Regions from separate parts of the Homo sapiens genome. Here region 2 is linked to region 1. Evidence: read pairs that join two places in POLR2A ChIA-PET (ENCODE). Cell type or tissue: OCI-LY7. All regions are shown on one strand. Links, peaks and the distances in the headings refer to the core of each region. The heading gives the core; the rest is flanking DNA. Region 1 overlaps TMEM131L (transmembrane 131 like). Region 2 overlaps TRIM2 (tripartite motif containing 2).

Region 1 (11,510 bases), core at 2,388-10,387:
AAAGTAATTTTCATCGTAATTATCATTTGGTGACTTGTTGCCAAATCTTCAGTTTTTTTTCTTTGTGGGGGGGCGGTGATGAGGTCTCATTCTGTTGCCCAGGCTGTAGTGCAGTGGTACGATCTCAGCTCACTGCAGCCTCCGCCTCCTGGGTTCAAGCAATTCTCCCACCTCATCCTCCCGAGTAGCTGAGATTTCAGGTGTGCACCACCATGCCCGGCTAAGTTTTTGTATTCTTTGGTAGAGACAGGGTTTCACCATGTTGCTCAGGCTGGTCTTTTGAACTCCTGGGCTCAAGTGATCCGCTTGCCTTGGCCTCTCAGTGTGCTAGGATTACAGGCATGAGCCACTGGCCCAAATCCTGAGTTTCTTCTCGTCTTTTTTATAGTGCATTGATCCAAATCAGGCAAGTGTATGTGACCCCACCCCTGCCCTGATTTAATGTTTACTTCCTTTTCTTCATAGTTTTATAACTTGTTGCCAGTGAAAGGATCAGAATTTGGGGGTCTTTCGTGTTTGAGGAAACGCAGCCCAGGAAGGGAACCCAACACGTTTTACCTGGCAGCGTGTGGCTGAGCCTGGAGTGTCATCTTGGGCCCCTGACTCTGAGGTGAAGGCTGTTTCTGCAACATTTGGGTCTAACCTCGTCCTTTTACTGCGACCTGCCTCAGGACCACCTTGCATTTGTCTCTCTTCAGTTTCCTCTTTTTTGGTACTATATGCGTACAACTTCGAGAAGCTTCTGTAATTTTAGTTCAGTTTGTGTGTTGTGCAGCCATACCATTAACTGAGCAGGTTCTTTTCCTCACCGTCTGGTCTGAATTTCCTTGTCCTGCGGAAAGGCATTGCCTGCCACGCCTTGTTGAGTTCTCTCATCTCTGAAATAAAGAGGAAAATAGACGTTATACATTTTGAAAGCCTCAGTTTACTTCCAGGTTTTGGCATAATATAAAACAGGTTACAGCTTGCCTCTTCAGGTGGATTATTTAGTCGTAAAAATGGAAACTTATTGATAGGGAAAACCCAGCCTACGAAAACAGAACAGAGCGCAAGACTGCGTTTGAGCTCCCAGCAGTTGGCATTGGTAGATTTGTGTGGGTGATAAAACATAAGTTTTGTATTTGATGTATCCTTTTCCAGTGAAGTGGGAAAACTGTGACATGTTTCACAATATTGAAAAAAGCGTACCAGTTTTAATATAGAGTGTGAAGTCTGGTGGCAGTAATGCAGATAAACCATTCCCCTTTGGAAATTTAGGGGCTTTAAAAACAACAAAACAAATCACAATAAGGTAAGAAAAAGTGTAAGTTCAAAAGCAGGTAAAGGAGGAAAATACTTTTAAATTTAAGGAGGAAATTGCTTTCTCACTTGCATTCTTTTTAATGTTTTTCCTACTTTCCCTAAAATAACAGAACCTGGTCTCTTATAGGTTCTCTGCCTAGGCTGTCTCGTAATGTGTTCATATTAAAGTTGCTGTTCCACAAGCAAAGCAGGTACAGCGTATGCCTCTGTTTCAGAGCTTCCAAGCCTAATAGAAATAGTCTTGGGGAGAGAGGGATTTGGTTGGGGGTGGGGGAGCCAACCCCTCCCTCGGAGAGTGTGGGCCACAGATAGGGTAGACTTTGAAACTCAAGAGAAACATCTGCAATGGTTTCTTATCTGACCATGCACAGTGTATGGTGGGTCACACCAGTCTTTGAATTTTGGCACCCTTTCGGTAGGGTAAGTTTCTGTGGGTCTGGCCTCCGAGAGTTGTGGCCTCCGGATTAAAGAGGTGGGATCCAGTGAGCTGAGGAAGAACCTTCCATTGCTTTTATCCCCACTGTCCAGAGGGTCCCAGAGACTGCCCATCAGTTGCCTGTTCTGTGATCACTGGTGATTTCTGGGAGGTTTTGTGATTAATTTTATCTCGGTGCTTATGAGAAATGACACTTAACCTCATGTCTTTGAACCTTGACTTTCATCTGTAGAAAATGGAAATGTTCTGTTCCATAGAGAGTCAGTTGTACTTGCACTGGTAAAAGAAATGATTGATTACTTTGAATATTCTATTTAAGGAAATGGTACACAGCATACTTCTAAAATGTAGATGGGATGGAATCCTTTTTACAAAAGAAATGAAAGTAAAATTTCCACTAAAATTGGCAAGCTTTTGTGGGTGTACCTGTTTCATCTTCAGCATGACTTGAAGAGGAACTTTAGTCAGTGTATATGTTTCCACTTACTGAAAGTGAGTATGTAAAGTAACTAAACCTATAGTGGACTCTTTATTTAGAAATAGATACTGCTACTTTGGAAGGGAGTGGATTGAAAGAGTTGAAAAACTAAAGAGAAGAGAAAACTGAATCCTTGGGGGGAAAATCTTAATGCAAGCACAAATATAACACCAAATTAAATCTAGGAGGAAAAGTAGTTTGAGCACAAGGGAAAATAAATTTTAAAATTTAAGGGTATGTGTACGTTTTATGTCACGCTGTGGTATACTCTCTGGTCTGAATCCTTGTGATAGGAATGATTTCATTTGCTTCAAACACCTCCCTTTTTCTCCCCTACCCCCTTCACATAACCTGTGGGAGATTTTCTGTATTTGGCTTATGCCCATGTTTTGAAGTCACACAGTGTATTAAGTAAGATCTGATTGCAAAAATGGTCTCTGTTAAAACAGGCTGTTACACAAGATGTTACCATATGTTCATTTCACGAGACCTCACACATGCTTTAAGGACCATCATTATTTCAAATCTAAGTAGTTTATAGTTCATATTTGTGTCAAATATTCCATTTGCAGCCTCTAAAATTCTTGCCATCTCTGTTGTCCTTTTTTTTTTTTTTTAGGTCTGTGCTGCTTCCTGGAGAATACAAACTCCTTGTAGTCAGGGTCTGTGTTTTATACTTTTATCCATTCACTACACCTAATGCTGTGTTGGATATAAGGTCCGGGAAATACTGTGTAAAAATTGCTGGTTGAATTTTGGCAGATCTTGGTAACGTGATTATCAGGATATTCCAGGGGAAGTGGCATTAGTATACTTAAACTGATAGTTTAAGTGTCATTAATTTGGTGGATGGTGGCATTTTGGGGAAAAGAGCCGGTTTATTGGATGATAAATCAGGACCCTGATCTAGACAGGCTGCATTATGAGCTAAATCAAAGAATAAATTCAAAAGATATTATTAGGTATGGTACAGTACTGGGACATGAACGAGCAGTTTCCCCACAGGAAGGGGAAATAGAAAAACGCCCAAAGGAAGTACTGTAGGTGAGAGAGACTTGAGGGTTGTTAGAGACTGCTTGAAAAGAGAATGCTGCATAGGCGTAGTTTGAAGTTGAGGGTCTTCTGTCCAGGGTAGGCTGGCTTGCTGTACTTGGTGCTGGCAAGTACCTTTAAAAGGTATTCATTGGGTATTTTCACAAGCACATTTCACTCATGCAAGTTCGACCTCTGGAGCATAGCAAAAAGTGAGTGATTTCGTCCCACTGTTTGACTGAGTTGATATCTGACATTGGACCAGCAGCAGTGACAGAGGTAGCTCTTAGGTCTTAGGATCGCAGCTGAGAGGATGTGGCTGACTCAGTAGTTCCAAGATAGCTTCCTGAGGCCCCCCCACTTTCCTGATGTGGCAGAGGCACCAGCACCCCTTGTGGGCCAGTTCCATGTGGTTCTGGGAGTCTTTCCTGGAGGCCCGGCATAGAGCCTGCTCCCTTGAACTCTTCAGTGATTTTATAAGCACCTAATTCTCTATATTAAATCCCTTTCTGCTTAAAATAGCTAGCTCATTTCCTGCAGCCTGACTCTGGCTGAGGCTGAAGAATTTTATAATGGGAATGAGCTGCATTGGAAACAGAAGTGTCACTGCAAGTATCCTGGAATGAGCAGCAGATAGATGGATAAATGGATCAGTGGTTCCCAAATGCATGTACTCAGGTTCCTTCTGCTCCCCTAGTGGATGCATGTACACTGGAATTGTCTGAGAGAGCTATTCCTCAAACACAGATTCCTAGGCTCTATCCCTAGAAATTCTGATACGGGGGAAGTGCTGGAACCCTTGAATCCATATTATCTCTGAGAGATGGCCACATTGGCTATTACTGGACTAAATTATTTCTTGACTCTAGGAGCCAGTGCCCATGAGAATTCTTTTTAAAAGGGAGGAAGTGTTTAGGAGCTACACATTTTTAAAGATTCCACTACAGAGGATATACCTTTTCTTGGATATAAAGGGATTAATCCTGTAAATACTGTCAGAATGTGAACTCTACAGGATTTCCCTCTTTTGTTATTACTGGAGGAAAGGAATATATTTCAAAAATGTTACTGAATCCAGAATAAAAATTGAGTTGTCTGTAATGAGAGTTAAAAATTCATGTGACTACCTTATTATACAGTATTTTATTATATAAACGTGGCATTTTACAGTATAATACGCTATTTTATTGTATAAAGTGCTGTTAGTATATTTTCTTATCTCTGTTTATAGTTAAAGGAAAAAGACAATGGAAGTTATTTAAAATCCGGAAATGCCTCCTAAGAAGAGAGGTCAAGGGATTATTTGGAGAACTGGCGAATTTAGGATAATTTTGTACTGTTAGAGTTTGCTGAGCTCTGGAAGCCAGGTGTTTTAAGGATCACATGTCTGGTGTAAGCACTTGTTCTTCTCTTATTCTATTTCCCCACCTCTCCACCACCTCCCCACCAAACCCCAGTCCTGATTTCTGCCCTTCTCTTCATCTTCTGGCCCTTTTAAGGTGCATGCTAACAGATGAAGAAGGAAATCACCATTGTTCTCCAGTCTAGTAGAGCCTGCTTGATTGAAATTGATTAGCTCTAGATGATTGGAGTCCTTGTAGCAGCAGGGGTTATATGTCAAATGGATCTCCACTGAAGGCCAAAGCTGTTCTTCCTCTGCAGCTGCCAGGCTGCTTGAAATTAGGCAGAATGATTTTGCACTTGGATAATAGTCAGGAATTAACTGCAGCTTACAAAGCACTGCATAATTATGGGAAATGTGGATGGTGCTAATCAAATGCATCTGCATATGGCATTTTCATTATGTACAGGAGGCGTATGTGTGCACAGAAAGGGAATGAGCTTGTGTAGAGCTTGTATGGGTACATGTGTGAGAAGATGCATCTGTAGAAATGGCCTCCTCTTTCCTACATGGAATCCTGACAGAATGATTGAATTAGGAGTCTGGCGTGTGTGCTTACTTGCTATTAGTGCTTTTTTTTTAAAAAAAAAAAAAGCTTTATTGAGATACAATTCACATGGCATACAATTTGCCCACTTAAAGAGTGCAACTCAATATTTTTTAGTGTATTTGTGGGGTTTTGCAACCAGCAGCACACTCTAATTTTAGAACACTTTTATCCCTCCTAAAATAACCTGTTGGTTCTTTTATAAAGAAAATGTAGTTTGTACTTTTCGACGGACACTTTTTCTTTTTTTTTTAAGTGGGAATTTCAGATCATCTTCAGCCTTTTGCAAAATTATACTGTTTCTCGGAAAGCATTTGTTTTTATAAATAGTCATAAAATGTTTCTTAACGTTCCAAAGGTTACCTGCTGACTTTTGGACACAATCTCATGAATTATGTTTTAGTTGCTGGGTTCATGTACCTACTAGTTGGAATCTTTTCAGCTTCAAGTGACAGATTTCACTCAGCTAGCTGACGCATTAAAGGAACTCATTGGCCCTGGTAACCTGGAAGAAGCAGGGGTATTAGCTTCAGGCACAGGTGGATTTAGGGATTCTCTCTCTTTCTCAATTCTTTTTTTTTTTTTTTTTTGAGACAGAGTTTCGTTCTTGTTGCCCAGGCTGGAGTGCAGTGTTGGCGATCTTGGCTCACCACAACCTCTGTCTCCCGGGTTCAAGCAATTTTCCTGCCTCAGCTTCCCAAGTAGCTGGGATTACAGGCATGCACTACCACACCCGGCTAATTTTGTATTTTTGTAGAGACGGGGTTTCTCCATGTTGGTCAGGCTGGTCTCGAACTCCCGACCTCACTTTATCCACCCGCCTTGGCCTCCCAAAGTGCTGGGATTACAGGCGTAAGCTACCGCACCCAGCCTCCTTCTTAATTCTTTTATTTCCACATTGGCCACGTTCACCCCATTATAAGTAGGGGGACTGCGTGTGGGAGTGGGGCGCACATCTGCAGCAGCAGTGGCGGAGGGGAGGCTGCCAATCAGGTGCTGAGCCTCACCTCAGTTTGCCTGTATTTTGTGTCACTGGCTTATAAATTACTCTAGGTTTTGATTTATTTCTTCATTCTGGGATTACAGATCTATTCATTCAAGCAGTGGAACTAAAAGAACCATCTCAGGCATGCTGCAATAACCAATGTTGCTGATTCAGATGGTTAGTCAAAGCATTTGAACCAGGCCCAGGCTGTGGGTGCTACTTTCTAAAAGATTCTCCCCAAGCCAAGGGTTACCAACTTGGACCTCCTCTTACAGTCCTGTTTGAGCATGATCCACCTGATCAGGCAATTTCTAGCTTAATCTCTTTCTAAACTTTTCATTGCCTGGTTCAGTACCTTATTTTCCTTAGTAGGATCCTATGTTTTTTGCATTTTTAAGTTTCTTAGTTGTCTTGCCCTCTAACATTTACAGCATTCGTAATTTAGCAAATCACTAAATGTTGTATTTGTGATTGGCATGAATAGACCCGATATATTTTTTAAGCTGAAAAAGAAATATAACCAACCTGACATTGGTTTTTAAAAGTATTCTATACATACTTTTATTGTTTTGGTAAATTAGATTTGGTGAAGGTTTTGGTTGAAGTTTGGGAAACGTTTTTTATGATTCTGCAGTTTCTGACATGCTAGGATGAAGCCAGCTTTATACTGAGTAATTAAAAAGAAATATTATGAGGCCTGAATTGTGATTTTATAAATCAATGACACCGGTTTGGGAAGGTTTTCTTTCACTCAACAAATGTTACCGAGTGAGTGTTCTGTAAATACAAAACAGCAAACCAAATAGACCAAAATCTAGTGGACCTTGCAGTCTAATAGGATGTGAGAAAGAGAAAACTGCGAAACTAAATTTTATGGATGTTATAAGGTGATATGTGGTATAGAAAAAGTGGAAACAACCGGTCAAGGGAAAAGAGGATGAGGATTGTGGTGTGGGCTGCAGCTATAAACAGGAGGTTGAAGCTTATTAAGAGGGTGAGATTTTACAAGGATTTGAAGGAGGTGGAGGATTTATTTTTATTTTTTATTTTTTTTGAGACAGAGTCTTGCTCTGTCGCCCAGGCTGGAGTACAGTGGCGCAATCTCAGCTCACTGCAACCTTTGCCTCCCGGGTTCAAGCGATTCTCCTGCCTCAGCCTCCCTAGTAGCTGGGACTACAGGCGTGTGCTACCACGCCCGGCTAATTTTTTGTATTTTTAGTAGAGACGGGATTTCACCATGTTAGCCAGGATGGTCTCTATCTCCTGACCTCGTGATACGCCCGCCTCGGCCTCCCAATGTGCTAGGATTACAGGCGTGAGCCACGGCGCCTGGCCAGGAGTTGGAGGATTTGATGGAGATGAGGGAGTTTGCCATGAGGCTGTCTGGGTGAAGAATGTTCCAGATAGAGAGAACAGCCACTGCAAAGGACTTTAAGGTAGGAGGACCATATACTTGGGATATTCCCAGTGAAGCCAGAAGACCCTTGTGGTGAGAGCACCGTGGGTACAGACCTGGAGAGGGGTGTGGAGTTGGTGAGGTCACAGGGAGAGCACAGCGTGAGGCCTTGGAAATGCGGAGTTCTTGTGGGGATTTTGAGCAGAGCAGTGATGCCATTTGAATTAGGTTTAAAGAGGCCATGCTGGCAGTGCTGAGCCTGGGTGGCAGGGAAACCAGTGAGGCCCTTACAGCCAGGAAGCAAGAGATGGAGAGACATGATGGGTGCTTGGATCAGGTGTGGCAGTGGGCCTGGTGAAAGCGGAGCTCATGGGATTTCCGATGGATGGGATGCGGGGTGTGAGAAAGAGAACAGTTAGGGATGACTCCAGGGTTATTGGCTTGAACAACTGAGCGGAGATGGCTGTGGGCAGTTGGGTGTGGGGGTAAGATCAGGAGCTCAGTTTCACACCTGTTGAGTTTTGGGATGTCTTTTCGACATTCCAGAGCACATGTGGATGGGCAGTTGGGAAGGGTGCTGGGCTAGAGATGTAAATTTGGGGTGGTGTTTACAGCCTTCACGTTGGATCAGATAAGCATTGAGTCATTTTAGATTGCTTAGAAAAGAGGACCAGGGTCTGGAGCCTGGGGTGTCTCTGCATTCAGAAGGGTGGTAGAGGAGACTGAGAGGTGGCCAGCGAGTTAGGGGAAGTGAAGCAACATAACAAAACCAATTATTTAAAAGCTAACTTTTGTTAGCTTTTAAATAATTTATTAATGTGGAAATATGCTGTTTGAATCAAAAAAAGAAATAACTATAAGCTGTATTTAGGAAGAGTGTACCTTCCTATTGCTCTTGAGTTTTCAAAAAGCACATCGTTCTGAACATCTTTAATATTCTCACAGGTTCAGAACCATTTTGGAGAGTCAGGCAAAAGGAAAGTGTCTGATATTCTACTCATCCTAACGTTGCTGTTAATATTTTGGTATTTGCCTTCTCATTTTCCTTTGTATATTTTTTTTAGTTGTAATCTTGTTGCACACAGCAGCTTTGTTTCCTTTTGTTTACTTGTCACGGCAACGGCAGCACTTTTTTCATGTTGCTGTTTACAATCTTCAAAACACAATTTTTATTGGAGCGCTCTGCTTCTTTTGGAATGGGTATTTATTGAGAGAAGGATTGAATGGACAAAACCACGTTGCTACCAGCTGATCTTTGCTTTTCCCTGCCTTCCTGCACATCTGCATAGGATTCATACCGTGCTTTGTCTGGGGATGGAGAATGCTGGAAAGACAGGGGAAGTTGTTAGGATCTGGGCTGAAAATCCAGGAGCAAGACTGGGGCAGACCTGGCCACTGGGGGGGTTAACAAGCTGCTGATGGGGCAGAGGGAGTGAGGGCCTGTGGAGAGGGACTCCTGGGCTTGAGGGACCACGCAGGGCCATTCTTTCTTTTGCAGACATCTTCAGCAATAACACTTCAGTGCCTCAAGGGTTTGAAAGAAGAATTACAATTTAAAAGGAAAACTCTTCATGTATGATTTGCATATGAGTGGCATCTGTATAATTAAGAACAATTAAGTTCCCTGAGCTGAATTGAAAGGGAGGCTCCTGCTTCAGTTGCTGCAGTGCCTGCAGTGCAGCCTCTAGCTGTCAGGGCACTGGAGTTCTGTTGGAGGCATTCTGCCCACCTCCCCACAACCTCTAATAAAAGAAATCCTGAAACACTTTGCTGGGTGCTTGGCAAAACTCTTTACAAACACATTTCATTTAATCCTCACAATGGATTTAGGGGGTCTGTGTCAGTCAGATTCTCTAGAGGGACAGAACTGACAGAATCGATCGATCTATCTAGCTATCTGTCTTGTCTGTCTGTCTGTCTATCTATCTCCCTCCCTCCCTCCCTCCCTTCTATGTATATATATAAAGGGGAGTTTATTACAAAGTATTAAACTCACCCGATCACAAGGTCCAATAGGTTGTCTGCAAGCTGAGGAGCAAGGAAACCAGTCCGAGTCCCAAAGCTGAAGAACTTGGGAGTCTGATGTTCCAGGGCAGGAAGCATCCAGCACGGGAGAAAGCATAGGAAAAAGATGTTGGCTGGGAGGCTAAGCCAGTCTAGCCTTTTCATGCTTTTCTGCCTGCTTTATATCCTGGCTGCGCTGGCAGCTGATTAGATGGTGCCCACCCAGATTAAGGGTGGGTCTGCCTTTCCCAGCCCACTGACTCAAATGTTAATCTCCTTTGGCAACACCCTCACGGACACACCCAGGATCAATACTCTGCATCCTTCAATCAAGTTGATACTCAGTATTAACCATCACAGGGTCTTACCTTAATTTTATAATAGTGGAAACTGAACTTCTGATCACAAGAGCATTAGATGATCTCTTGTACTCATCTTTATGGTTAACTCCACCTTTGTAGATTGTTCCTGATTGGGACCCAGTGAACCTGTTACAGGAAAGAGGTTCTGATCTAGACCCCAAGAGAGAGTTCTTGAATCTCACACAAGAAAGAATTCAAGGCAAGTCCATAGTGCAAAGCAAAAGCAGGTTTATTAAGAAAGTAAACGAATGAAAGAATGGCTACTCCATAGTCAGAACAGCCCTGAGGGCTGCTGGTTGCCCATTTTCATGGTTATTTCTTGATGATATGCTAAATAAGGGGTGGATTATTTATGCCTCCCCTTTTTTGACCGTATAGGGTAACATACTGATGTTGCCATGGCATTTGTAAACTGTCATGGCGCTGGTGGAGTGTAGCAGTGAGGACAACCAGAGGTCGCTCTTGTGGCCATCTTGGTTTTGGTGGGTTTCGGCCGGCTTCTTTACTGCAACCTGTTTCATCAGCAAGGCCTTTATGACCTGTATCTTGTGCTGACCTCTTATCTCATCCAAGACTTAGAATGCCTTAACTGTCTGGGAATGCAGCCCAGTAGGTTTCAGCCTCGTTTTACCCAGCTCCTATTTAAGATGGAGTTGCTCTGGTTCAAAAGCCTCTGACAAACCTGTAGGAATTTAGCCTCATTGTTTCTTCCACTGCTGTGTTATATCTGATGGACTCCTTTCTCCCTAGACTAACTGGGAAGCAAGATGCAACTTTCCCTGATTTTTTCTCTTCTGATTTTGCAAGAACTCTGCAGTTTCACACAACACTGAACAACTTTAAGTAGAGCGGGAACACAAGTATTTTCCCTTGTAAGGTTCCTGCCAGCCACCCCACAGGAAGGAGGTAATGTGTATCGGTATTTGAGGATGTTTTAAGCAATCTTCAAAGAGTAGGATAATTCTTACCCCTTGCCTTCCCTGAAATGTAAATGGCAGTGGTTCTTATTGACTATGCTCCTTCCAGGACTTTGTTCCTTCCAGGTGGGGATGTCACCTGTGTGCTCCTTCTAGCACCTCTTTTCTTTCTGGTGTGGCCACATCAGTCTGGAATACCCTCCCACCTTTGGTTCCCTGAAGCATCTCATGGAGGTCCTTGTACGTCCCTGCAGGTCTAGTTACGAAGCAGAAGGATAGGCTCTAAACCAGTCACATGCAGGCACTTCCCAGTTTACATCAGTGCAGGGCCAAAGCCACCCTAGGCCCCCACCAGAACCAATGGGTTTTCCCAGTGAAAGACAGCAGGAACCATCCTTTCCATACTTAGGATTTTCTTTGTTTTACCATCAGATTTGGGTTATGTTTGAGTGACTTTTATTGCTTCAGCCACTTAGCTTTCTGGTTTATTGGGATGCTCTGCTTCTGGCCGCCCTGAAAGGCTGGCACTGCTGAAAAACCCGCCTCCCTCAGGGCAAGCAGGGGCTGGAGTGATGAGGCCATGTAGTATTAGTTCCGCTGAGCAGCTGCTGCTGGCAATTTCTGGTGTTGGAAAAGAATGGGAAGCTGT
Region 2 (11,510 bases), core at 1,717-9,716, 260 kb before region 1:
ACTTCCTGTGATAGAACTGGAAATCAGTATTTCAAATGGCTTCAAATCTATGCTGATTACACAAATATCTGATTTAACATGTCTTTATTATCTGATTGACCATTTTTTGAGTTGATTTACTTTGCAAGGTTCAATTGCAAAAGAATAACCATATCCTTCATGGTGGTGATGGATAGAAGGAGAAGGTAGATTTGTTACTAGTAGTTGTGGCTTTTTTGTTTGTTTTGGGTTGTTGTGGGGTTTTGTGTGTGTGCGTGTGCTTGTGTATATGGGTTTTGGTTTGTTTTAGTGGTGGTATATAGGGCACTTTTTATTTTATTCATTTTATACTTTGGCTTAAGTGCTTGGTAATTCATATTACAAAATAATTAGAGTGTGATTCCTCCATCCCCTTAATGGGTGCACCTAAAACATGAATACCAGCTAATAGTCCATGTGTCCCTGGGCACACATGGGAAGATCGTTACCTGATGTGCAGCAGTCGGCATAGCTTGGCTGATACTCTCTATAGAAGTGCATTCAGAGCCACTCAGTCTGAACTTGGCAGAATTGCCCCATATCCCAGTATTCAGTGTCCAGCCTATCTATTGTTTGGGTCCTACTTCCTCACTCTGACAGGTGAGAAGCAACACTCTGGCTGCCCTAGGTCTGCCCCTGCTATCTTCTTTGGGGATCTAGCCCAACCCACTTCCACTCCCCACCCAATAGCTGGTGGTAGAGATTTGTGAGATTCTGCTACAGCAAGTCCTTACACAATGCTCTGTGTTAAAATTGTTCCAGCCTCATGCATGTTGAGATGATTTCCTCTTCTTTTTTTATTTTATTTTTAATTTTGAGATGGAGTCGCACTCTGTTGCCCAGGCTGGAGTGCAGTGGCGCAAACTCAGCTCACTGCAAGCTCTGCCTCCCGGATTCACGCCATTCTCCTGCCTCAGCCTCCTGAGTAGCTAGGACTACAGGTGCCTGCCACCACGCCCAGCTAATTTTTTGTATTTTTAGTAGAGACGAGGTTTCACTGTGTTAGCCAGAATGGTCTTGATCTCCTGACCTCATGATCTGCCCAGCTCGGCCTCCCAAAGTGCTGGGATTACAGGCGTGAGCCACTGCGCCTGGCCAGATTTCCTCTTCTTTTATTTTTTATTTTATTAATTATTTATTAATTTATTTATTTTGAGACAGGATCTCACTCTGTCACCCAGTCTAGAGTGCAGTGGCACAATCACAGTTCACTGCAGCCTCAATTTCCCAGGCTCCAGAGATCTTCCCACCTCAACTTCTTGAGTAGTTGGGACCACAGGTGCACACCACCATGCCTGACTATAGAGACAGGGTTTCTCCATGTTGCCCAGGCTGGTCTCAAACTCCTGAGCGCAAGCAATCCAACTACCTTGGCCTCCCAAAGTGTTGGGCTTACAGGCGTGAGCCACTGCGTCCAGCCGAGAAGATTTCTGTTTGAAGGTGTTGAAGGTGCTGGCAACTTTCCTTAAAATGGGGTTTTTTGTTTGTTTGTTTGTTTGTTTGTTTTTGAGACGGAGTCTTGCTCTGTCACCAGGCTGGAGTGCAGTGGCGCTATCTCGGCTCACCGCAACTTCCGCCTCCTGGGTTAAGTGATTCTCCTGCCTCAGCCTCCCGAGTAGCTGGGACTACAGGCATGCGCCACTATGCCCAGCTAATTTTTGTATTTTTAGTAGAGACGGGGTTTCGCCATGTTGGCCAGGATGGTCTCGATCTCTTGACCTCGTGATCTGCCCATGTCGGCCTCCCAAAGAGCAGGGATTACAGGCATGAGTCACTGCGCCCGGTGGGGAAATTTTTGTTTATGCAGAGACAAAACTTTACAGCTTGTCTCACTGTCAGGAGAGTGAGCTCTAGGACCCCCATGTTCAGCCTCTGCTGGACATTCATACTGGCTACTCAGTGAGCACCTTACAGTCACTCTTTTTTTTTTTTTTTTTTTTTTTGAGACAGAGTCTCGCTCTGCCGCCCGGGCTGGAGTGCCGTGGCGCGATCTCGGCTCACTGCAAGCTCCACCTCCCGGGTTCACGCCATTCTCCTGCCTCAGCCTCCCGAGTAGCTGGGACTACAGGCGCCCGCCACCACGCCCGGCTAATTTTTTTTTTTTTTTTTTTTTTTTGTATTTTTAGTAGAAACGGGGTTTCACCGTGTTAGCCAGGATGGTCTCGATCTCCTGCCCTCGTGATCCACCCGCCTTGGCCTCCCAGAGTGCTGGCATTACAGGCGTGAGCCACCACGCCCAGCCCTTACAGTCACTCTTATCCCACATCTTCCAAAACAGCATCAAAAGGCTTGAAGGAGAGCAAAGCCAGACATAGCTGCTGGCCCCTTGGAACTCACAGCCTAGTGGAGGAGCCAGTCACTAACCCCCTAATTGCTCAGACTAATGTGAAATTAAACCAGTGACAAGTGCTGTACACCAGAAGTATACAGGAAACAATATAATAGAGGAATTTGCCCTAATCTGGGAAGGCTTCCTTGCAGAAGTGATGATTACGCAGAAACCCCAATGATGAGTAAAAATTAACTAAACAAAGGGGAGTGAATAGAATTTCAGGTATGTGCAAAGGTGCTATAGTGGGAGGTTGCTATAGTGAGTGAGAGGTGCTACAGTGAGAGGGTTATTCAACACTGAGGAAGAACTTAAATAAGTCCACTGTGGCTGGTATGCAGCAAATGAGGGGAAGAGACAGAAAGTATGTAGGTGCTAGGCCATATGAGATGTGTAATCCATGTTGCCATATATGGATTTTTGTCTTTGTTGTAAGAGCAGTGGAAGTGGAAACCATGGCATGGCTTTCATCTCAGATGGTGTGGGAGGGAGATTTAAATGGCTCTCTTTGAGTTTTGAGAAGGTCACTCTGGTTGCAATGTGGATAATTGTTAGAGGGTACAAGGATGGTTATATAGCAGGGCATGAAGAGAACTGGAGAGGTTAGAAAGATATGTAGGCATTTGGACATGCTTTGGTGATGGGTTGGATATGGAAAATGAAGGACAGTAAGGGAGTTACTGTTTTAAGAATGACTCCTAGTTTCTGGTTTGTTTAAATAAATGGATGGAGGTGCTATTCATCAGGAATGGGAGAGGATACAGTCTGGGGTTCAGATAATGGGTTTGGTTTTGTTCATGTTGAGTTTTAGGACCTGCAAGACATCTAAGAAAAGATGTCAACAGGTCAGTTAATGAGGCTCAAAGGAGATGTCTGTGGGAAGAAATATAATTTTGGGAGCCTGATGCTTGTAGCCACACCTGTGATATGAATATAATATTCCAGAAAGAGAAGAGGTCTCATGATGAATGGAACCTTGATTAACTCAAAACTGTATTGACTCAGAAAAGACAGAGCAGACAGGAGAACCATGTGAGTGTGGTGTCATAAAGTCAAGGGAAGAGAAATTTTTCAATAAAAAGGAAGGTGAGCAGAGCAATAATCAAGCTTAATGATACTTCCCAGAAGTCTAGTAAGATAAAATTGAAAAACATCTGCTGGATTCAGACGTCGTTAATGACCTTAGCAAAAGCTGTTTCATGTCTGGTATTGGTTCAGGGCTAGCTACCTCTGTGACATAGACAAGATCAGTGAATGTCTCTGATGTCAGGTCTATTCATCTGCAAAATAAGGGGAATGGGGCTAGGTTGGTGTGTTTTGAATTGTTTGGCTAGGTACTGGAAAAAATTGTATAGTCTAATTATTGAGAGCTTAGATTATGGTGCCAAACTGCCTGTGTTTGAATTTGTACTTTGTACTCTGCTCCTGACCAGCTAAGTATCTTGGACAAGTACGCTGGCCTGTCTCTGTCTGTTGCATCACGTGTCTCAAGGAATCATAACAGTACCTATCTCATAGGCTCATTGGAAGTACTTTGAATTCAATGAGCAGCATATGTGTGAGTCATTATTAGTGACACACTTCTTTAACTAAATGAGTTAAGTTGATACCTGTTGAGTAGAGACAAGGAGAAGAGATGGTGTGGCTCTGACTCTGGGTGTCCCATTCTTGCTTCAAGCAAATATTTCCACTTTGATGTGTTTTTTATATCTCATTATGATTTTGTACGTAAGAAGAATTTTATTGCTAACAAAAATATTTGATGTGTTTCTTTCAATTTCAAAGTCCACACATTTATGAGCCCACTGCTAGATATTGTGGGCCAGTGCTTCTCAAACTTTAACATGTATGCAAATCACATGGGGAGCTGACTCAGCAGGTGTTCGATAGGGTCTAAGATTCTGCATTTCTACCAAATGCACCCCCCAGGGAGGCTGACGCTGCTCATCCATGGACCACACTTTGTGTGCCAAGGCACTAGAAAACACTACAAAAGTCAATGACATTTTTTATTTCCTTGAGCATAATCATTTGCCTCATTAGTGTGAGTACAGCTTACCTGTTGGTTTCTGAAATATTATTTTCCTAGTAAAGGAGACTGGGATGGGAGTTTCTGCCAAATACCTTGTGTAGTCACTGAGAACATGTATGGTACCTGTGAGAAGTGGAGGTTCTGCACTGTGCTAAGCTCTCCACCTCTGCTTCTGCAACAGGTGCCTGCAGAACTACATTCCTGCCCACAGTTTAACCCTCTCCTGCCCAGTGTGCCGCCAGACCTCCATCCTGCCCGAGAAAGGGGTGGCCGCGCTCCAGAACAATTTCTTCATCACAAACCTGATGGACGTGCTGCAGCGAACTCCAGGCAGCAACGCTGAGGAGTCTTCCATCCTGGAGACAGTCACTGCTGTGGCTGCGGGAAAGCCTCTCTCTTGCCCAAACCACGATGGGAATGTAAGTGGCTGGGATGGCAGATACTGCCCGGGAGCATGACTACTGTGGCCTTGGGGAGGCTTTGGGTACATCAGAGATTACAGATTGAAACAGAACTCCATGTGGAAAAATCAGTAATTAAAAAAGATTTTTACCAGCCCTCAGACTACCTGCTCACTTTCTTTGACCAGAACTATTTAAATAACGAAATCAATCTCCACTGTGTCTCCTTCACACATATTGTTGGTATCCCCAGGACAGCAAACCAGTAGCTATTTGCAAGCTGACCTACATAAACATCTGTGTAATAAATTTATGGATACGGATTTAACAATGGATAAGTTCTGTAAGTTGAGAATGATTATTAAAATGTTAATTAGAGTTCTTTATTTTTCTTGGGAGGGAAATTTTCTCATGCTACATTAGACCTTATTCCTTATTAATAGATAGAATTTGAAGCTATGTGAATCCCTGATAGTAGATTATAGATTATGAATTCCAAACATATTTCTTGCTACTAGTGAGTACAATAACTGTTAGAAGCTCAGGAGGACCTGTGGGTACCATCAAGTAACTGATTCACAATAGCTATGTAACCTGAAGAGGCAGCATTGTGTAGCGTCTAAGGACATTGGCTTTGGAGTCAGGCTGCCTGATTCAAATCCTGCTCTTAAACTTATTCCCTGTGCCAGCTTTGGTAAGTTTATTAAACTCTCTGCGTCTCATTTCTTTATCAGTTAAAAAAAAGTAATAATAGTATTTACCATATAGAATATTGGAAGAATTAAATGTTCAAGTCATGTAAATCATATAGTAGGATCTTGATAAATGTCAGCTTTAACATTTTTTCATTAATTACTTTATATTCATCTCATTTGTATATTGGTCACTTCAAAAGTATTTGAAACTGCTTAAAACAAAAGGCCCAGGTATAACAAAACCACTAAGACAAGCAAGCAATCATTAGAGCAAAGCAATTCTTATTAGCCACACTACTGTTTGTTTACCTCATCTCCCAGCATTCTCTCTGCACACTGTGCTGGAGCCTCACCAGCCTCCTAGAACCTGCCAAATGGTTTCCCTCCTCGGGGCCTGGCTGTTCTGTTCCTTCTGCCTGGGTTGCTCTTTGTTTCCTCTTTATGTGGCGAGCTTATTCTCTTCCTTGAAGTCTCACTGCAAATTTCTCCTGCACACAGCAGTCTTCTCCACCTGTACCGTCTAACACAGGTTGCCTCTTACAGCTGGTTACCCTCCATCATGTCCCTGCTTTCTTTCCTCCCTGGTGCTCACTGTGGTCTGCTTGCCATCAGCTGTGTATTTGTGTACTTATTAGTCCTGGCTTTCCCTCTAGAATGTGAGCTCTGGGAGGGCAAGGACCTGTCATTAGACCCCTAGCACTGAGGGCAGTGTCTTATACATAGAAGTCAATAAATATTTGTTGAACAAATTTGCCAGACACCGTATTTGGCTCCTTAAACCCCCCTCTGCAAAGTAGTTGTTGGTTACTTTCACTTTATAAGATGAAGAAACTGAGGCTGAAACAGTTTAAGTCACAAAGCTTGCTGGGCACATTGTAAAAGCTAGCCCTGGAAGAAATAGCATCCTGAGCTTTCTGGTAGCCAAAACAAGAGAAGGACACCATGGCTTACACATCTGTAATAATTTAATTGAAAGCACACCAGGCTATTAATAGCTATCAGTTTTCCATGCATTTTATGCCAAGGGAAATTGATCATCTAAATTTTGTAAAAAGAACTTTTAAATGCTGCTTTTGAAAGCAGGTTGAGTATTTTCCTCATGACCACTTCTCACACTGGTGCTTAGTGAATGCTGAGGCTGTCTATGCCTGGAGCTTGCACTCTAAATACTAGTTATGGGAAGGTATTTCTATCAGGTGTAAGAGTGCCCCTTAAAATGAGGCTCTCTGGAGACGTGACTTGATAGAGGAGTAAAGTCTTAGAAACATTAGGTTGTTTTATTTTTTATGGGTTTTTTAGTTTTTGTTTTTGTTTCTGAGACAGAGTCTCAATCTGTCATCCAGGCTGGAGTGCAGTGGCACGATCATGGCTCACTGAAGCCTCGACCTCCTGGCTTAAGCGATCTTTCCACCTCAGTCCTGTCCTCTGCCCCAGTATCTGGGACTACAGGTGCATGCCACCACGCCCAGCTAATTTTTGTATTTTCTGTAGAGACAGGGTCTCACTATGTTGCCAAGACTGGTCTCAAACTCCTGGTCCCAAGTGATTCACCTGCCTTGGCCTCCCAAAGTGCTGAAATTACAGGTATGCGCCACTGTGCCCAGCCAAGCTAATATTTCTAACTGTCATTATTTCTCATTCTACATGACAGCCCCTTCATATCCCAAATTTACACCAGTGTCTATAGTAGGTCTCCTAATGTTTCTAAGGGCCAGACATGGTGGCTCATGCCTGTAATCCCAGCACTTTGGGAGGCTGAGGCAAGCCAATCGCTTGAGCCCAGGAGTTTGAGACCTGACTGGGCAACATGGCGAAATCCCACCTCTACCAAAAATACAAAAATCAGCTGGGCATGATGGGGCTGCACCTGTAGTCCCAGCTGTTCAGAGGCTGAGGTAGGAGGATCCTGTGGGTCCAGACATTGAGGCTTCAGTGAGCCATGATTGCGCCTCTGCGCTCCAACCCAGGTGACAGAGCAAGACTCTATCTCAAAAAAAAAAAAAAAAATTAAGAAAAAAAAAATAAATGTTACCTCCATAAGTAAAGTGAGAATGTCATGAAATTCAGGCAACAGCTTATAGCTCAAGGAAGCGGCTAGAACATGGAGACAGCGGAGTTGAGGGTGGGACACAGGTGGGCCTGAAAAGATAGATGTGGAGAGATTGGGATGAGCTGTGAATATCATTAAGAACATGTTTGACGTCAATTTCTTAAATTGCAAAAGCATCAAAGCCTTCTGAACAGGAGATAGGTATTTTATTGACATTTTGGAGGAATGGGGTGGCAGACACTAAAGGCTGGGAAACCAATTATGAGTTTACTGAATTGTCCAAATGAGAGATAAGAGATGGAACTAGAATGGCATCAATGGGCCTGGGGAAGACAGCGTGAATTTCAGAGAAAAGAGTACTCTTTGACTCAACAATCTGCCTCCCACAAATAAAAAGGCCTGTGCTAAAGTCTGTTAAGCTAAGCTATTAGATCGTGAGAACTTCAGCAACTAAAATTAATCTTATACTAGGTCACAAAGAAAATACCACTATATTTTCCCATTGTGTAAAGCAAGTTCCTGCCCTACAATGCACTAAAATTACATTAGTAACACATGTTTATGGGGAAAAAACAAATCTCCTTTAAAAGTTAATAATTATTTAATCAATAGAAAATAATAGAAATAATAGAAAATTGGACTATTTACAAAGTATTGGAAGTGGAAACTTTTTATATCCAATGTGTAGGGTCAAATCTCTACCCAGGAAATTTTATAGGTTTAAGTATTTTCCTTTATTTAAAAAGAATTCCAGCCTGGGCAACATAGTGAGTCCTCATCTCTACAAAAAAATCAAAACATGAGGCCGAGCACAGTGGCTCATACCTATAATCTCAGCACTTTGGGAGGCCGAGACAGGTGGATCACCTGAGGTCAGGAGTTCGAGACCAGCCTGGCCAACATGGTAAAACTCTGTCTCTATTAAAAATACAAAAATTAGCTGGGCATGGTGGCACATGACTGTAGTCGCAGCTACTCAGGAGGCTGAGGCAGGAGAATTATTTGAACCTGGGAAGCAGAGATTGCAATGAGCCAAGATTGTGCCACTGCACTCCAGCTTGGGCAACAGAGTGAGACTCTGTCTCAAAAAAAAAAAAAAAAAGCAGGGGGGGATAGTGGAGCAAGAGGATTGCTTGAGCCCAGAAGGTTGAGGCAGCAATGAGCTGTGATCGTGCCAAAGTACTCCTGCTTGGGTGATAAAGCGAGACCCTGCCCCTACCCCCACCCACCCCCCAAAAAAAGAATTCAACTCAAGTTAGAAAAAGAGTAATAAAATAAACATATGGAACATACACAAAGAAAGAAAAGAACAGAAATATCTACACATAGTATAGTAAGTTTATTAAATACATAGTATATATATTTCTGCATTGTAGGAAAAGCTAGAAAGGTCTCCCATTTCATTTGTGATACGCTTATAACCCTGATACCAAAACCTAATGAAGATAGAACAAAAAGAAAATCATTAGTAGCTTAATTAATGACATTGGCTGTAAAATTATTAATTAAAATACCCCAGCAAATTCCTTTTTTTTTTTTTTTTGCTGGGTCTCACTCTGTCACCAAGGCTAGAGTGCAAGTGGCACTATCTATCATGGTTCACTGTAACCTCCAACTCCAGGGCTCAAGTGATACCCCTGTCTCAGCCTCCAGAGTAGCTGGGACTACAGGAACATGCTACCATGCCTGGCTAATTCTTTAAGTTTTTGTTGAGAAAAGGTCTTATGTTGCCCAGGCTGGTTGCAAACTGGCCTCAAGGGATCCTCCCATCTGGACCTCCCAAAGTGCTAGGATTACAGGCATGAGCCACTATGTCCAGCCCACCAGCAAATTCTTTTTTTTTTTGAGACGGAGTCTCGCTCTGTTGCCCAGGCTGGAGTGCAGCGGCACGATCTTGGCTGACTACAAGCTCTGCCTCCCGGGTTCACACCATTCTCCTGCCTCAGCCGCCCGAGTAGCTGGGACTACAGATGCCCGCCACCAAACTTGGCTAATTTTTTGTGTTTTTAGTAGAGATGGGGTTTCACCATGTTAGCCAGGATGGTCTCGATCTCCTGACCTCGTGATCTGCCCGCCTCGGCCTCCCAAAGTGCTGGGATTACAGGTGTGAGCCACCGCGCCCAGCCTGCAAATTCTTAATATGTAAAAGCACTTACAAATTAAGAAAAATATGAGCATCATAAAAGAAAATGAGCAAATAACTCAGAAAATCCACAGAGGATATATAAATGCCTAAAAATCATTTATGGAAAAATGTCAAGCTTCACAGATAATCAGTTCTTTTCAAATTAACTACAAATTTTTTAAAAGGTAGTAACCAGCGCTCTTGAGAGTATGTATGGTGAGACATTTTCATATGCTGTGGGTGGAAGGGTAAATTGCTCTTCAGAAAGTTTACGTCAATTTGACAAAATATAATGAGTGTTTTATACAGCCTCTCATCTTTTAATCCAGTAATTCCACCAGTGGAAATATTTCTAAGGAAATAGCTAGAGCGGAAGATAAAGCTCAAAAATTGGAAATAATCTAAATGTGCAACATTAGGGGGCAAGAATGCTTGGCAAATTAGCAGCATGTGCCTTAAATCATTCTATTGTTTGATTATAGATTGTAGAAGTTCACTGCTGCTGTTTTGAAACAGAAGTCTTCATTGCATATTCAAGCCAAATTCATGCAATGTTCCAGATAAATTGCTGCAGTTAGTTGCTGTGAGTAGATCTTTAAAAACAATCCAAGCATCTGAAGGTTAATAAAATCAATTCATTAACAATAAAGCAGGGTGCTGCCATCCCCACTGTCTGATGCTGATTGGCACGTGTGGATGAAAGCCTGTCATCAACTTTAAGTGCTGTGACACTATCTGTCTTCTAATTAAACTGCCATGGTGGCATTGTTCAAATACAAAAGAAAAAGAAAAATAATGGTCAGTGATCTAACAGGTTCTTTGCACTTAAAGCAGACACTTGAGCTCATGCCTCATGGTCCCTGGAACACAAATGATCATTAAACCCTGTTATTGGTTGCTTAGGCACCTGACTATCAAGGGTGTCAAAGGTGCAAAGGAGAGGTCCTCATTAAGACTGCCCTGCCACTAACAAGTTTCCACTTCCATATCAGGATCAACTGTCAGTGCCCTTAAGAAGCCAAGCCTCAGGGTTGGCTGCAAGACCTTGACCATCTTTTTTGCATGTTAGGAATGCATAGGATCCTGCCAGTCTCTTCTGGTGAACATAAATGGTGACTATCCATCAACAACAAGCTCATCCTAGCTTTTGGCCTGCCCACCCACCCCAGGCCGCACCAGCATCATCTCACTGGAGATGGATGAAATGGATGAGCTCAGCAGAATTACACGCCCCACACAATTAGCTCTCAGCTTAAACCAAAGCTGTCAGAACCGAAGCACGAGCCTTTGAAAATGACTAGCTATTGATAATTCAAAATCATTTCAGGGCCTTGGCTTCCCAAGACACACTTAAGATATTGAACTAGGAATAATAAGCCAGGTCTGCTGCTGTCTCTTCAAAGCTGAGATCAATTTTTGTTTGTTTGTTTCTGAAGTAAAATTCAGGCTGGGCTTGGTGGCTCACTTTGGGAGGCCAAGGCAGGAGGATCACTTGAGGCCAGGAGTTTGAGACATGCCTGAGCAACAAAGTGAGACCCTTTCTCTACAAAAGTAAATAAATACATAAATACAAGATAAAAAATAAAATTCACATCACATAAAATTTAATATTTCAACAATTTTATTTGTTTGTTTGTTTTTTTGTTTTGAGACAGGATCTCACTCTGTCACCCAGGCTAGTCTCAAATTCCTGGGCTTAAGCAATCTGCCTGCCTCAACTTCCCAGAGTGCTGGGATTACAGGTGTTAAGGCACCGAGCCTGGCCTGTTTTTTTTGTTTTTCTTTTTATAATGATGTTTTTTATTTTTAATTTTTTTTTTGGAGACAAAAAAGTCTCACTCTGTCACCCAGGCTGGAGTG

The links. Peaks named below come from ENCODE experiments on the same cell type or tissue, not always from the same donor. Only the 100,000 strongest peaks of a DNase experiment are listed, where the experiment ranks them.
Region 2: POLR2A ChIA-PET joins it to region 1 with 15 read pairs; 2 of 35 experiments call an interaction of 5 or more read pairs at or near these places.

The regions. Positions count from the first base shown.
Region 1 is chr4:153,527,216-153,538,725 of GRCh38, forward strand. The region is part of intron 3 of TMEM131L (transmembrane 131 like); the gene reads left to right. LOC105377498 (a long non-coding RNA gene) reads right to left here. Exons shown (of 3, transcript XR_939363.3): 2 at 9,575-9,657; 3 at 833-878. Among named protein-coding and RNA genes, the nearest start is that of TMEM131L, 67 kb to the left of the region's middle. RefSeq lists a silencer at 735-794 and enhancers at 7,202-7,778, 7,779-8,354, 8,869-9,374. In OCI-LY7, for the core only: CTCF peaks have their summits at 3,949, 4,148 and 9,045; no DNase peak of the experiment used is centred there; H3K4me3 peaks cover 672 bases; H3K27ac peaks cover 2,403 bases.
Region 2 is chr4:153,271,333-153,282,842 of GRCh38, forward strand. It overlaps TRIM2 (tripartite motif containing 2), which reads left to right. Exons shown (of 12, transcript NM_015271.5): 3 at 4,561-4,798. Among named protein-coding and RNA genes, the nearest start is that of MND1, 68 kb to the right of the region's middle. In OCI-LY7, for the core only: no CTCF peak of the experiment used is centred there; no DNase peak of the experiment used is centred there.